5 separate regions of the Homo sapiens genome follow, and regions 1, 3, 4 and 5 are each linked to region 2. The links are chromatin contacts, found by Hi-C or POLR2A ChIA-PET in ENCODE. All regions are on one chromosome and are shown on one strand. Each heading gives the region's core, a stretch centred on a gene start or an enhancer-like site at or near the end of the contact. The rest is flanking DNA. Distances are from core to core; before and after follow the strand shown.

What was found. A loop is a pair of places that touch in the nucleus more often than their neighbours do. ChIA-PET counts read pairs that join two places held with the same protein, here RNA polymerase II (POLR2A). Pooled maps may share reads with other maps.
Region 1: a loop to region 2 is called in a pooled map, with 5 times the contacts of the local background. The contact joins the promoter of ARF3 here to the promoter of KANSL2 in region 2. A Hi-C loop is called at or near these places in 7 of 50 pooled maps. POLR2A ChIA-PET finds 5 or more read pairs at or near these places in 2 of 52 experiments (A673 and activated naive CD4-positive, alpha-beta T cell).
Region 3: a map of naive thymus-derived CD4-positive, alpha-beta T cell shows a loop between it and region 2 (14-fold over the local background). The contact joins the promoter of CCDC184 here to the promoter of KANSL2 in region 2. A Hi-C loop is called at or near these places in 3 of 168 maps with a recorded cell type or tissue (CD8-positive, alpha-beta T cell, ascending aorta and naive thymus-derived CD4-positive, alpha-beta T cell), 3 of 37 single-sample maps with no recorded cell type and 17 of 50 pooled maps. POLR2A ChIA-PET finds 5 or more read pairs at or near these places in 4 of 52 experiments (CD4-positive, alpha-beta T cell, activated CD4-positive, alpha-beta memory T cell, activated naive CD4-positive, alpha-beta T cell and 1 more).
Region 4: a pooled map shows a loop between it and region 2 (3-fold over the local background). The contact joins the promoter of WNT1 here to the promoter of KANSL2 in region 2. A Hi-C loop is called at or near these places in 1 of 50 pooled maps. POLR2A ChIA-PET finds 5 or more read pairs at or near these places in 2 of 52 experiments (activated CD4-positive, alpha-beta T cell and endothelial cell of umbilical vein).
Region 5: a loop to region 2 is called in a map of PC-9, with 5 times the contacts of the local background. The contact joins the promoter of DDN here to the promoter of KANSL2 in region 2. A Hi-C loop is called at or near these places in 1 of 168 maps with a recorded cell type or tissue (PC-9) and 2 of 50 pooled maps. POLR2A ChIA-PET finds 5 or more read pairs at or near these places in 3 of 52 experiments (activated CD4-positive, alpha-beta T cell, activated CD8-positive, alpha-beta memory T cell and endothelial cell of umbilical vein).

Annotation. Positions count from the first base shown.
Region 1 is chr12:48,956,060-48,958,759 of GRCh38, forward strand. ARF3 (ARF GTPase 3) reads right to left here and starts at 1,428. Exons shown (of 5, transcript NM_001659.3): 1 at 1,251-1,428. RefSeq lists enhancers at 1-620, 676-755.
Region 2 is chr12:48,680,828-48,683,527 of GRCh38, forward strand. It overlaps KANSL2 (KAT8 regulatory NSL complex subunit 2), which reads right to left and starts at 1,411. Exons shown (of 10, transcript NM_017822.4): 1 at 1,360-1,411; 2 at 555-814. The coding sequence starts at 805. RefSeq lists an enhancer at 1,109-1,378 and silencers at 1,459-1,668, 1,709-1,758.
Region 3 is chr12:48,182,230-48,184,929 of GRCh38, forward strand. It overlaps CCDC184 (coiled-coil domain containing 184), which reads left to right and starts at 1,415. Exons shown (of 1, transcript NM_001013635.4): 1 at 1,415-2,700. The coding sequence starts at 1,894. The coding sequence ends at 2,478.
Region 4 is chr12:48,976,942-48,979,641 of GRCh38, forward strand. It overlaps WNT1 (Wnt family member 1), which reads left to right and starts at 1,381. Exons shown (of 4, transcript NM_005430.4): 1 at 1,381-1,813; 2 at 2,527-2,700. The coding sequence starts at 1,710. RefSeq lists a silencer at 1,066-1,435 and an enhancer at 2,319-2,700.
Region 5 is chr12:48,998,019-49,000,718 of GRCh38, forward strand. DDN (dendrin) reads right to left here and starts at 1,357. Exons shown (of 2, transcript NM_015086.2): 1 at 1,061-1,357; 2 at 1-648. The coding sequence starts at 1,269. It overlaps DDN-AS1 (DDN and PRKAG1 antisense RNA 1), which reads left to right and starts at 329. Exons shown (of 2, transcript NR_147179.1): 1 at 329-672. RefSeq lists enhancers at 1-58, 1,728-2,022 and silencers at 179-638, 1,288-1,582.

The DNA.
Region 1 (2,700 bases), core at 178-2,677, 280 kb after region 2:
CCCAAGACAAAATAGCAGCAAAGACTGTTACTACCTACCTGATTGAGGACAGGGAAGGAGGTATGCAGCGACTAGATTCTGTCCTGTTGCACTGACCCAAGCAATCAGACTCTTGCAGCAGATCTCCTCCCAATAAAACTTTCATGCCATAGACCAGGGGTGACCCAATCCAACAACAGCAGAGACAGGTTTTAGGTTACATTTCTCCCTCACCGGGACGGCCTTACTATTTCTTCTCACTCCTGACCACATACCACAATCCTCCACCTCCACCACCACATTCCTCCTGGCCTGGAAAGATGGAGACCCGCCTTAATGCAATCAAGACGGGAATTCCCCCAAAATAACAGCTACCACTTTGCTAATCAAGTGGCCCGTTTTAACAGGGAACTCCACCTCCCCAACTCCCGCCCCTTCCCTCAAACGATTCGCGTAAGCAATGGCTCCATTTTCTGTTCCGGGAATCCTGGTACTTCCTAAAGAAAGAAAGCGGATTGGAAGACACAAACTGAGGGCCAGTGACAAGATGCTCCCTCCTCCTGTGAGACCGCCCCCGCTCCGCCTGGGGAGGAAGGCCCCACCTCTCTTCTCCCAGGAAGATCAGATCCCCCTCCTCCTTCTCCTGCCTCCTCTCCACCCTCTCCCCACTTGCTGCCCTCTTCCCAACCTGCGGTTCCCTAGACTCGAAAGCGCAACCTCTACCACAATAGCGCCCATGTGGTGCCCCAGCAGCCTGCCCTGTTGGCTAACCCCCAACCCCCCTACGCACCCCTGCCCTATGATGGGGGAGGGGGTGTAACCACAGCAAGGCTTCTCTCCCGTCTCCTATTGCTAAGGTGGGGGAGGGAGAGGGAGTAGAAGAAAGCAGCATTCCCTAGCCCTTTAACAGAAAAGATACAAACAGCCATCACCGCCCCCTCATCACCTCTCCTCGGACGGTTTTCCTCTCCCTCAACAGCACACCTCCTGCAGGCGACAACCTAACTGCAGCCCAGGTCGCCCCCTTGAGCGAGGCGGAGGACAAATCCGTGTGCGCCCCCCACCCCCACCCCAGCTCTGCGTCCTTCAAATGCGGGGGCAGGCGTGAAGCTGGCCCGACGCACCCTCTCTGAGCTCTCGGGTGGGAAGAATCCCACCGCCCCACGCCAAGCAGTGCCGGGCGGGGCCCGGGAGGCGCTCTATCTCCTCAGCCCTCACCCTGACCGAGCCTCTTCTCTACCGGGACCCGCCTTCCCTTCCCAGCCTCTCACCTGTTCCTGCTATCAGCTGCGCCGCTGCGGCCGCCGCCTCTGCCCCGCAGGTTCCGCTCCGCTCCCTCTGGCTCCCCAAGCCGACTTCAGCCCGGCTGCTGCCCTGGCCCACTCCCCGGCTCCCTCCTTCCTTCCCTCCACCTAGCACCGGAAGCCGCGACGGCGACTGGAGCTGTGCGGCGTACCCCCACCCCCAGCCCGGGATACTTCCCACCTCCCCGATCGCGCGATAGCTGCGCGGTAGCTAGCGGCAGTTCTCGCGAGACCCATCACCATGGCAGCGGCTGCAGCACCGGCGGCCGGGCGCTGGAGCTGGAGTCAGGGCGGGGGCAGGTGTGGGGGCTGTGGGCGGCGGAGGCGGGAGCCGTGAATGGGGATGAGACAGTGAGGACTGAGGTGACAATCCCAAGCTCCAGGGTTGTGCCTGGAATTTAAGGACTGAGGCGGCAAGTTGGCTGCGTAGGAGACGGGCTGGGCTGCGGGGCCCAGGGGCTCCTTGGGCAAAGCCAGCATCGGGATATGGGTGAACAGTCGTTGCTGTGGCATGCCTTACCCAGCCAGACTTCATCTTTATTTCTTAATCTGGGCTAGCTGCCATCCCCTGAAAGCCCTCACCGCACCATTGTTGTTGCTCACTATTCCTGAGACTAGATTACTGTGGGGTCTGAATCAAGAGATCCTTTCCCATAAGGAAGAGGAAGGAGAGTGATGAACTTAAGAGGCTAAAGGAAAACAGCTGGACTCTGAGCCAGTTAAGTTGGAACTTGAAAGACGGAGAGTGGAAACCTAATATTCAGAAGTGTGGTTTGAGGAAGTGTGCCTAGATGAGTAGGGATTTTAGTATCCCAAGGAAAGGTGAAGGACTTTGCACCCATATTTCTTGCTTCCTACCCACTCCTACTTCCCTCACACTCCGTTTTGCACCTGGTCTAGACATGCAGAACTGCCTTGAAACAAAAATAGCTGTGATAGAAGGGCACTAGTAATGCTAAGAACAGAAGGTTCCTTTTTTTTTTTTTTTTTTTGAGACAAGAGTCTCACTCTGTCGCCCAGGCTGGAGTGCAATGGCACCATCTTGGCTCACTGCAACCTCTGCCTCCCGGGTTCAAGCGATTCTCCTGCCTCAGCCTCCTGAGTAGCTGGGATTACAGGCGTGAGCCACCGCGCCCGGCCAATAGAAGGTTCTCTAAGTGCCCTCTCTCCTCATTTACAGCAGTATAAGGGAATGAACACATGGCTCTTCCCTAAGGCTTGAGCCCAAATTGTTGCTCTTATGAATTTATTGCCTTGGTTGATTTTGTTTGTTTGTTTCCTTGCTTCCAAGAAGAACTAAGCTGGGGCCAGGCCCTGTGTTCACACTTGTAATCCCAGCACTTTGGCAGGCTGAAGTGGGCAGATCACTTAAGGTCAGGAGTTTGAGACCATCCTGGCCAATATGGTGAAACCCTGT
Region 2 (2,700 bases), core at 161-2,660:
ATTAGCCGGGCATAGTGGCGCACGCCTTAAGTCCCAACTACTTAGGAGGCAGGAGAATCGCTTGAACCTGGAAGGAGGAGGTTGCAGTGAGCCGAGATCTCCACTGCACTCCAGCCTGGGGAATAAAGCAAGAATCTGTGCGCCGCCCCCCCGCCAAAAAATTAACTTTAGGGCCGGGCGCGGTCGCTCACGCCTGTAATCCCAGCACTCTGGGAGGCCGAGATGGGAGGATACCTTGAGGCCAGGAGTTTGAGACCGGCCTGGTCAAAATAGCAAGACCCCATCTCTCTTAAAAAAAAAAAAAAAAAAAAAAAGACTAATTTAGAATATGCCTTTATTTTACAGATAAGGGAAAAGAACCAAAGAGGTGAACTAAGTAATCCAACTCAAGGGTCTTTCCAGTCTTCACCGTTTTTTCAGTTTTCCAAGGATACAACCATAACCCCAAATTTACAAGGACAAAATCTCAAACGCGGCAGCTATGCTGAAGCCCGCATCATATCACATACCCCCTCGCTTTAAGAAAAACGACATATATATCTATACATATATACCCATCTTTCTTCTCTGGCTTTGGGGCAGCATTGGGACATCTTTTTCCATTCTTCGTCGATATATAACTACACTGCTTGAAGGGTGCATTCTTGTCTTCAAGGATATGCTTAATGCAAAACTCCTGCCCCTCCAGACGAGGGTGAGAGCATGGACGATGAGTGAATGCACAAGACAGAGGTTCCTGAGACCTGGGCACTGGAGTGATCCTCCCCCGATTGGTTGGCAAGACGTGAATCCGAATCCTGTTCATAACCAAAACCTGCGGGGTCAAACGAAAGACCAAAAAGCCCTTACCCTTCCCGAAAATTCCTGCTCCACACAGATCGCGCGGACAGTTTCCAAAGGACATGCAGAAGTCGTCCCCGTAAGGTACGCTCCGTAAGTCCCCGCCGCCCTCCCCAAGTCTCCACAGGCATCTGTGGCTTTGCCTCCCTTTAGCGTGTCCCTCCATGCCCGGCCCCACCCCGAACCACACCACGCTGAATGTATCTTCAGGACTCGCACAGCTGCAGCACGAAGGGAAGCGACAACACCAGCCCCACGCGGCGGCCACGCCGCCTCCCCGCACGCCGCCTTTGTCCCGGCCTGCCTCAGAGCGCACGACTGGGCCTGGCCTCGGAAGCCTATGCGAGCGCCATTTTGTCCTACGGCTCCAGTCACCGGAGATCCTGGCTCCTGGAAGCCTGCAGGAAGGAGACTGACTCTGACACTGCTTTGAGGCGGAGTAGCAGCTCTGAGCTGACAAAAAGAGCGAAATAGCAGCCCAACCGCAAGAGCTTAGAGGAAAGAGCACCGCCATCTTACCTCAGGAGCTGCGCTGCGCCGCACTCTGCCGCGCCGCTCGCCCTTCTCTAGTGGCGCCAGCGGCTCTCAGATCGGCCTCGCCCCTTTCCGGACTCCTGGCTACTCATTGGCTACCGCTCGTATGACAGGATGTCGCCATTGGCCGAGACCAACTACCTATCGTGTCTGGGAGGGCGGAGCGCTGAGAAAATGCGAGGTTGGGGTGGCTAAGACAGACTGTCTGTCAGCAACTCCGCCCGGAGGAGAGTGAGCCGGGGAAGGGGGCGGAGAGCGGGCTGCGGGGCGGGTTGCCAGCTAATATTTTTCCACCTTGCAGCGTGGCTCGTTTTCCGGCTACTTTTGGACCCTCAGTCTGTGGTCCTAGGCTGCTGTTCCCTCACCACTGTACACAGCTAGTATAAAATCAGACAGACAGGCCGGGCGCGGTGGCTCACGCCTGTAATCCCAACACTTTGGGAGGCTGAGGCTGGCAGATCACCTGAGGTCGGGAGCTCGAGTCCAGCCTGAGCAACATGGAGAAACGCCGTCTCTACTAAAAATACAAAATTAGCCGGGCGTGGTGGTGCACGCCTGTAATTCCAGCTACTCGGGAGGCTGAGACAGGAGAATCTCTTGAACCTGGGAGGCGGAGATTGCGGTGAGCCGATATCGCGCCATTGCACTCCAGCCTGGGCAACAAGAGCGAAACTCCGTCTCAAAAAAATATATAAATAAAAAATAAATCAGACAGAGGCTGGAGGATCACTGTTTACACATAAAAAGTCTTTAGCTTTCTTTTGTGAACAGTTCAATACATGTACTGAACATTTGGTATAGAGAACACTGAGAAACATTTTTTGGGTGTTTACTGATTCTGGGAATTACATGTATAAAGTCATTGAATTTTTCAAAGCAACCCTAAGAGGTACAGGTTAGTATTATGTCCATTTTACAGATAAGAGGACTGAGGAACAGAATGGGACCATAGCTATTAAATGGGAAAGGAAGACGAATTTGAACCCAGCCCGCATTCTTTATCCCTTATTGCCTCTTATATAGTAAAGAGCATTGGACTGAGAATAAGGAAATATTTGTTCTAGTTTAGGGCTGCTTCTCATAACTGTGTGCCCTGTCTTTAAAATTCCATGCTAAATAATGCAGGTATCATAAAAATGACAGACACAATACCAATCATACCATCCTTTAAGGATTTTTAGTTTAAAAGCATCTTTCTGTCATCTCCACCACTTGTAGAAATGATTCCTAGCTTTCTTCCCATAACCCTTCTAGACATTTTTTGCTTTCCAGCATCTCTTATCTCCTCACTGTCAGTTTAAGAAAGATGTTTTATCCATGCCTAAC
Region 3 (2,700 bases), core at 165-2,664, 500 kb before region 2:
GCTGTCACTGAACCGCCAGTCTACAAAACACTCACCTTTACGTAGTTCTTCTCTATCTTGAAGTGATATAGTTTGTTTCTCTTTCCCAGATTTATTCTTATGAACTTCATTTTTGGCTTCCGATCACTTGGCTTCCCTAATTTCCTAGGGTCATTATTAATTATTGTGCTCTGCCCAGGTGCTGATTCCTTCTCAATCTGCAATCATCTACGTATATTAAAGACAATTTTTCTTCTTCCTCCACCCTTCCTGCTCCACCCCTTAAATAGGGAAAGGGCTTGTCACAAAGGTTGGGGATACTCAGTGTATGTCTGAACTTGGGCACTGAAAGAGAGAGCGGGAATTACTCTAACACACAGTCCCCCCATCCATACCCTCCACACAACGGTCAACAGTTTACCTTTTCACCTGTGAGATGATGCAGACTGTTATTCAGAATTAGAAATAGTATTATAGATTATCCAGTCCAATTCCCTAACAGATGAGGAAAATGATGTGGCCAAGGTCGCTGAATGAATAAGTGGCAGAAACGAAACTGAATTCAGGTCTCCTAAAACCCACTACGTTTGGCTTGGGGAGTTCTGGATGAGAGCGTGGGACTTGGTGGTTTTTGTTATTCATTCAATAACTATATTAAGCATCTACATACTAGGTGCCAGGCACTATTTTAGGAGCTGGGGATTCCGTGATGGAGGGTGCAGGGGAGACAAAAATCTCTCCCCTTATGGAGCTTTCATTCTCAAAACTTAAGCACTTGGCCTCCCCATCTGGGACAAACTCCCAGAGACCTGCGTAGGAGCGGTAGGGTCTCATAAAGGAGGGAGTCCCATCCTTCCCCCGCTCCGGTGATTTCTATAGCTAGAGGGCTGATTTACTGCAGAAACCTCCGTAGCGCCCTCCTCCTGCCTCTGCACCGTCAGGCCCGGTGGGTCCGGCTCCAGAGCGCCACCGTGCCCCAGCTCAACTCTGGGATCATTAGCAACAGCCTCTCTACCCTCTCCGCTTTCCTGCGCATCGCTGGAGGACAGGGAGGCAGGACTCGACTTTAGCGCCATCCTCTGAGAAAGGAATGCGGGCTGGAAAAATCTTTCCAGGGCAGTCTCGCTGGGTCTCATACCCCGGCTAGGGGAGGGACGATCTCTCCCGGACTTGGAGGTTTCTGCAGCAGACGGCTCTCTCATACTTCCCTATTAAACATTGCGACCACACGCTCTTTCCAGCCTTGGCCGAAGCCACTGTAGCGTCCCCTCTCCTCCCCCCACCCCGCTAGTCCAGACTCCAGAGCCCCACTGCAGCTTCCAGCCATCCTCCCTTTTTCTTCGCCACTTCCTGGTTACCATGGAGACACACGTCATTTACGTGCCGTGCGTCGCCTTGGAAACAGAGGAGCATCCGCGACACCCCCGGGAGACCCACCCCAGCTGCTGCTGCCACACTCGCGGGCGCTGCCCGGTAATGGCCTGGGGGAGTCCCGAGTCCGACGCGCCGCTGGCCTCAGCCTGGACGCGGACCCCTCCGCGAGCGCGTCTGTGACCCACGGAACCGGCAGGCGCTCTCTGCTTGTGGCGCCCAGAGGGCGGCGCTGACACGGGCGCGATCCGGGAGGCGAGGCAGGGCAGGGCACTTTCGTCCCGGGGCGATCCCAAGAGACGCCGGCTCTGGGACCCTCGCCGGGTCCTCGTCCCGCAGCCTCTTCTCGGCCTCCCGCGATCCTGCCTGCGCCCTCTGCCCAGGACTCGTCTCTCACGTCGGCTCCCCGCCAGTCTCGGGAGCCTCCGCTTCCCTCGGCTCCCGCTAGCCCCTCCCGGGACCTCTCCCCCTCCACCCCCTCCCCCACCCCGGAGGCCGGGCTGGACGCGACCCAGAGCCTCCGCCACCCGCTTCTGCCACTCAATGGAGGACGGTCTGCTGGAGATCATGACCAAGGACGGCGGCGACATGCCGGCGCCCCTGGAGGTGTCCACCGTGCCGGCAGTGGGGGACGTGATCTCCGGGGAGTACAACGGCGGCATGAAGGAACTGATGGAGCACCTGAAAGCCCAGCTGCAAGCCCTGTTTGAGGACGTGAGGGCCATGAGGGGGGCCCTGGACGAGCAGGCCTCGCACATCCAGGTGCTCTCGGACGACGTGTGCGCCAACCAGCGAGCCATCGTCTCCATGTGCCAGATTATGACCACTGCGCCCCGCCAGGGCGGCTTGGGCGTGGTCGGCGGCAAGGGGAGCTTCCAGAGCGACCCCCAAGAGCCGGAGACTCCTTCGCCTGGGATCGGGGACAGCGGCTTGCTGGGTCGCGATCCCGAGGACGAGGAGGAAGAGGAAGAAGAGAAGGAGATGCCCAGCCCCGCCACACCCTCCAGTCACTGTGAGCGCCCCGAAAGCCCCTGTGCTGGTCTCCTTGGGGGGGACGGGCCACTTGTGGAGCCCCTCGACATGCCCGACATTACCCTGCTGCAACTGGAGGGCGAGGCCTCCCTGTGAGGGGACTCCGTGGGGCACTACCTTCCCGGGCTGTCTTTGGGTTTCCGAGTGCATGACGCGAGGGGGACTGAACGGCGCGGTGCGGCATGCTTCACTTGGACAGCTGCTCTTGTGGGTCAGGCAGAGAGAGACTCCCTCGAGGAAGGATTTGTAGGGTGAAGGACTTTGGGAGCATCGAGAATTCTTTCTGCCCAACTAAGCGAATTATAGCGAACTGCGGAA
Region 4 (2,700 bases), core at 131-2,630, 300 kb after region 2:
TATAGGCATGAGCCACCGCGCCCAGCCTGTCACTTCTTCAATAGGAGGCCTAAATGGCCTTGAAGCTGAGTAGGAGTCCCTGGGAGAGAAGAGAAAAGTGTACAATGGATGAGATGGTCACAGGCACTCTGGGTATCCCAGTGTGGTGGGAACTAGAGCTTTAGGGAAAGACAGAAACTTGGCAGAAACATCCAAAGAGAAGCAAACACATGGAGGCACAAGTTTCCTCATCTAGGTTCAATGTAGCCAGCAACCCTTGTCTTCCCAGTCCTCTCCATCACCATACATACAGTGGACATCCGCACCATTTCCCATCCTTTCTGAGCCTAGGCCTCAGAGACTTAGCCACTCCAGGCTGGGTTCACCTCAATACCATCTTGGTTGTAGGCTCGGCTCTCTCCCCCAATGACATGCACTGGTTGACACATACCACAGTGTGACACGCCATAGGATGCCACGAGGTACAAAGGGCAACAGAATGACGCATACACACATATTTAATCTTCCCATGCACATGCTCATCCACCCACTCCACACACAGTCCAGACACTCTGCATCCCTCAATCATGCTTCTGAGTCTCCTGTCGACAGTTGCCACCTCCTTCCTGACACACTGCCCCAGGCGGTGACTGTGACAAGGTGACTCCATGACCTTTTCTGACTTGAGCTAAATTCCAAAATTCTTTGGAAAGTTTCCTAACATCCTTCGTCAGAACAAGGAGTTTCTGCACGTACCAACACACAGGAGGATGCACCCTCAGAACACAGCACATTCTCACTCCCACCCATATTCACGTTGTTCCACTTCACACACACACACACACACACACACACACACAGCCACTTGTGCGCTTCTTCTGGCGCACATGAGCAAACTGCCTGTTGCTTTAGGTTTCTCTCCACCGCTAGGCTCCTTTTGGTTAGCTCACCCCCACAACTCATCCCCGGGATTTCCCTGACCACAGCCGCACTCACGCCCCCGTCTCCCCTTTTTCCTTCTCTGTCCAGCCATCGGGGGTTCCTGGGCGGTTAAGCATCTCCCCGGAGTCGCTGCCCAGAACCACAGCTTTCCTTCCGACACTCAGGATGGGGGAGAGAGGGGACGTCGGAGGGGCCCGGGGTGACGTCGAGGGGACAACCCCACCGCGGGCGGCGAGGCGGGCTGGGCCCCTGGCGGGCTCTCCCCGCAGCACACTCTCGCCGCGCCCCCTGGCGGATGCTAGTCCTCGACGGGCTCCGGACGCTCAGCTGAGTGAGGCGGGCGCGCGTGGGAGGGTGTCCCAAGGGGAGGGGTCCGCGGCCAGTGCAGGCCCGGAGGCGGGGGCCACCGGGCAGGGGGCGGGGGTGAGCCCCGACGGCCAACCCGTCAGCTCTCGGCTCAGACGGGCGGGAACCACAGCCCCGCTCGCTGCCCATTGTCTGCGCCCCTAACCGGTGCGCCCTGGTGCCACAGTGCGGCCCGGAGGGGCAGCCTCCTCCCGTCACTTCAGCCAGCGCCGCAACTATAAGAGGCGGTGCCGCCCGCCGTGGCCGCCTCAGCCCACCAGCCGGGACCGCGAGCCATGCTGTCCGCCGCCCGCCCCCAGGGTTGTTAAAGCCAGACTGCGAACTCTCGCCACTGCCGCCACCGCCGCGTCCCGTCCCACCGTCGCGGGCAACAACCAAAGTCGCCGCAACTGCAGCACAGAGCGGGCAAAGCCAGGCAGGCCATGGGGCTCTGGGCGCTGTTGCCTGGCTGGGTTTCTGCTACGCTGCTGCTGGCGCTGGCCGCTCTGCCCGCAGCCCTGGCTGCCAACAGCAGTGGCCGATGGTGGTAAGTGAGCTGGTGCGGGGTCGCCACTTGTCCCGCGGCACAGAGCCAGGGGCCAACCCTACCCAGCTCCCACGCTCTGGGATCCGTCTGCCGACAGGCTCCCTCCCCGCTCTGACTTCCCTCCGCGACACCGAAGGGCGATCTGGCATGAAACTGCCCCAGACTCCAGCTCTGTACAAGTGGGGCGAATGATCCGCCCGCGGAGGCCTAAGATACCCCAGGCAGGGAGCCCACTCTCATCTAGCACCGCCCTTCCCCTTTGAGCGCCAACTCCAGCCTCACGGCGGTGGCTCACCACAGGTTTCCCCACCTCGGGAAGTGAAGGGCCAGGAGTTCGCCTAGAAAGGAGGGGAGAAGAGGGTGGGACTCCTAAGCATTTCACGCCTTGGGTGGGCAAGAACTGCAGGCCATGATTATCTCGCTCAGGCTGACCGGAAGAGGCTCGGAGATCCAAGGTAGACACTCGGTCTCCGGGTACCTCCTCTGTCCAGTCTCCGGACCTAGGGCTCAGGCGAGCAGCCCTGGGACTACTGGGCACACACAAGTCTGGACGCCCAGTTCTTTCAAATTAGTGAGCCTGGGAGAGCGGGTATTATTAATCTCCCGCCATTCTCTCCAGCCACATACCCCCAGGAAGAGGACCGGGTGGCACAGTTTTTATGGTTAGGGTGCGGATCCCCTTCCTGAGCCTGAGCTATCATACGTCCCACCAGGGGTATTGTGAACGTAGCCTCCTCCACGAACCTGCTTACAGACTCCAAGAGTCTGCAACTGGTACTCGAGCCCAGTCTGCAGCTGTTGAGCCGCAAACAGCGGCGTCTGATACGCCAAAATCCGGGGATCCTGCACAGCGTGAGTGGGGGGCTGCAGAGTGCCGTGCGCGAGTG
Region 5 (2,700 bases), core at 107-2,606, 320 kb after region 2:
CCCCAAGCCCCGAGGACGTCCCGGTAGATCCGAGGATCCAGCCTCTTCTTTGTGCGCCCTCCGTCTGTCCTGGCTGGAGTCGCAGCTGGGGCTGATGAAGTGGGCACCTGAGAGTTCCCGGGGCCTCTCTTAGTCCCCAAGGTCCTATGGGGGCCTTCGTAAGAAGGTGGAGCCACGTAGGGTGGCGGCCGGTCCCAGCGGCGTCGTGGGGCGGTCCCGGCAGAACCTCTCAGCAGCAGGTGAGCCTCGTAGCTTGGGGGCCCGGGCCGCCGACCTCCCCAGGGCCCCGCCCACGCCGACCCTGGGTCGCTCTGCGGCTGCGCGGATGGACGGGGCGCTCGCCCCACAGGCGCCAGGCGCTCCGGCCGCAAGGGAGCAGGGAGCCCTGCCAGCTGGGCCACCCGAGGGGCGTTGCGGGGCTCCGGGCGGGGTCGACCCGGGGGGCTCCGTCGGGCCCCACCAGCCTTGCGCCTTTTTCGCTCGGTCTCCTTGGCCTCCCGCTCCTGCGACGCCGCTTTCCTTTTCTCTTGCTCCCGAGCTCGGACCTCGGCCAGGGGCCCCGCCCGCCAGTTGGTCGCCTCCTGCAGCACCCTGGAGGCCCAGGGCCGGCGGGGCGGCGGCTGTGGGGATCCCGGGCGCGGCCCACACCTGGGACAATGAGCAGGAACCCAGGTGAGCAGTTTGTGGGGGAAGGGAGCCGAGGTCCGGGGAGCTGGGAGCACTGGAGACCACTTGGGGCAGCCATGTGAAGGGGTGTGTGTGAGTGTGTGCGCGTGTGCACGTGCGTATATGTTAGGACTGAAGTCGAAGCGGGACTCCTCGCCATCTCTCCATGCACACTTTAACAGCGTCTGCCCCATCTCACCTCCTGCCCTTTCTCACACCCACTTCTGTTCCCCCAAACAACGGGATGAGTCAGGCCCCAGCCCTCGGGAGCGGGCAGAGGTGGAAGGCGTGGGAAAGAGAAGGGGGACCAGCAGTGCTCGCTGGTGCCTGCGGGGAGGTCCGGACCCCACTCCCCGCCCCACCACTCTCTTCCCCTCACCCCTGCTTCACTCACGTGCGGTTCTGGAACCCGCGAGCCCAGTGGCTGGCCTGGAAGTCCATGGGCTGTCGAGAAGGGGCGCGGCGACTATAATGACAGGAAATAGTCTTCACTTCTATCACCAATAGCTTGGACTTCTGCACCCAGAGGCAGCTGCCAGACTCCTCATCCTGGAGCTCCCGGGGGCTGTCAGGCCCCTCGGAGAACAGTGGGCCATCCAGCATCCTGCCCCACCCCACCCCGGCCCCCCACCCTCCCACCCGCCCCAGGAGCCCCCTCCCAGCCCAGGGAGCCGGCGCCCACTGCAGAGCCGCGGGCCCGGGGACTGGGAACTATATATACCCGGGCACACGTGTGTGTGCCTGTCTCTGTGTGTGCGCGCGCATGTGACACCGCGCGGACTGCTCCGCGCTGCTACCTCCCCCATGTGCACGGCCGCCCCCTGGGGCCCGGGATTGGACGCCCCTTCCCACTGCTGTTGTCCCCCAAGCCTGATGGGATCGCACGAGTGGGCGGGGGAGGGACTTATGATTCTTGCCAAGCTGACAGTGCCCCCTCCCCCGCCCCTATTTCTTCAACCTTCCTGCCGTTTTAACCCTTTACTCTCCTGCTTGTCAGGTTGCCTGACCACCAGGGTTCTGCCCCTGGCTTCCTGCCTCAGATTTCAGTTTCCCCAACATAGAGTGATGAGATTGGAACTCAAGGTCTCTGCCTGCCACTCTGCTGGTTTCCATGGGGCTGGGGTGCAGGAGGGGCTGGCCCACGGCTGGGGGGCTATTTTTAGCGGCAGTGGCTGTTCGGGTGCAGAGATGAGATGAGTAACCAGCTCCCATGCGGTGGAGAGAGGAGGCGGTGGCTTTTACCAAGCTTTTGTGCGACTCTGAGGGAGAGCTGCCTTCCCTAAGCTCAAAAAGGGTGACCCCTACACCCGTATCTCCTTGTCAGCTCAGTGCTGCAGCCTAGGACTGCTGGTACAGCAGGACACAGGCGTCTGCCTTGGCCACCCAAGCTGCCCTACCAGTTCCATTCTACATGTTTGTCCTTGGGCAGCCAGGGAGCCCTCCCACAGCAGCAGGCTTTCACCTCCAATCCAGAAGCCAGGATTTGGGGGTTATATTGTTCTGTGCCCACACAGCCTGCCCAGCTTTATGGAGGACAGAGTAAGTGCTTATGCACTCTCACCCTTCCAGAGGGGGATGGAGGAGAAATGATGTGTTTGCTTGGCAAAACTAATCCCCTAGCAACTGAAATGATAAAAGTGGCCTTTATTTTTTTCAATGTAGAACTCCCCCTCACCACCACCACAATGCCTAGTTCACTCAGTCCCCACCTTAAGTGGTGCTCCAGATGCTCACCTTTTGGGCTGCCTCTGTCCTGGGGGGCTGTTGCTTATATCCACATGATCCCTCCTCCTAAGCTTATACCAGGTGTCCCCTGATTCACCATGGTAATGTTAGTGGCAGCACAGCCCACGCCAACCCTTCCATGCAGAGACTTAGCAACCATGCCTGGCAACCATGGCAGCAGCTTCAGTGGAGGGGAGCAGTGCAGAGAGAGGGGAGAGTGTGTGGGGCATGGTTCCTCGGGAAGAAGGGATAATTTGCCTCTCTGGAGAGGAATAGGTAAGAATAGAAGCTTGTGAGTCTCCCAAATTT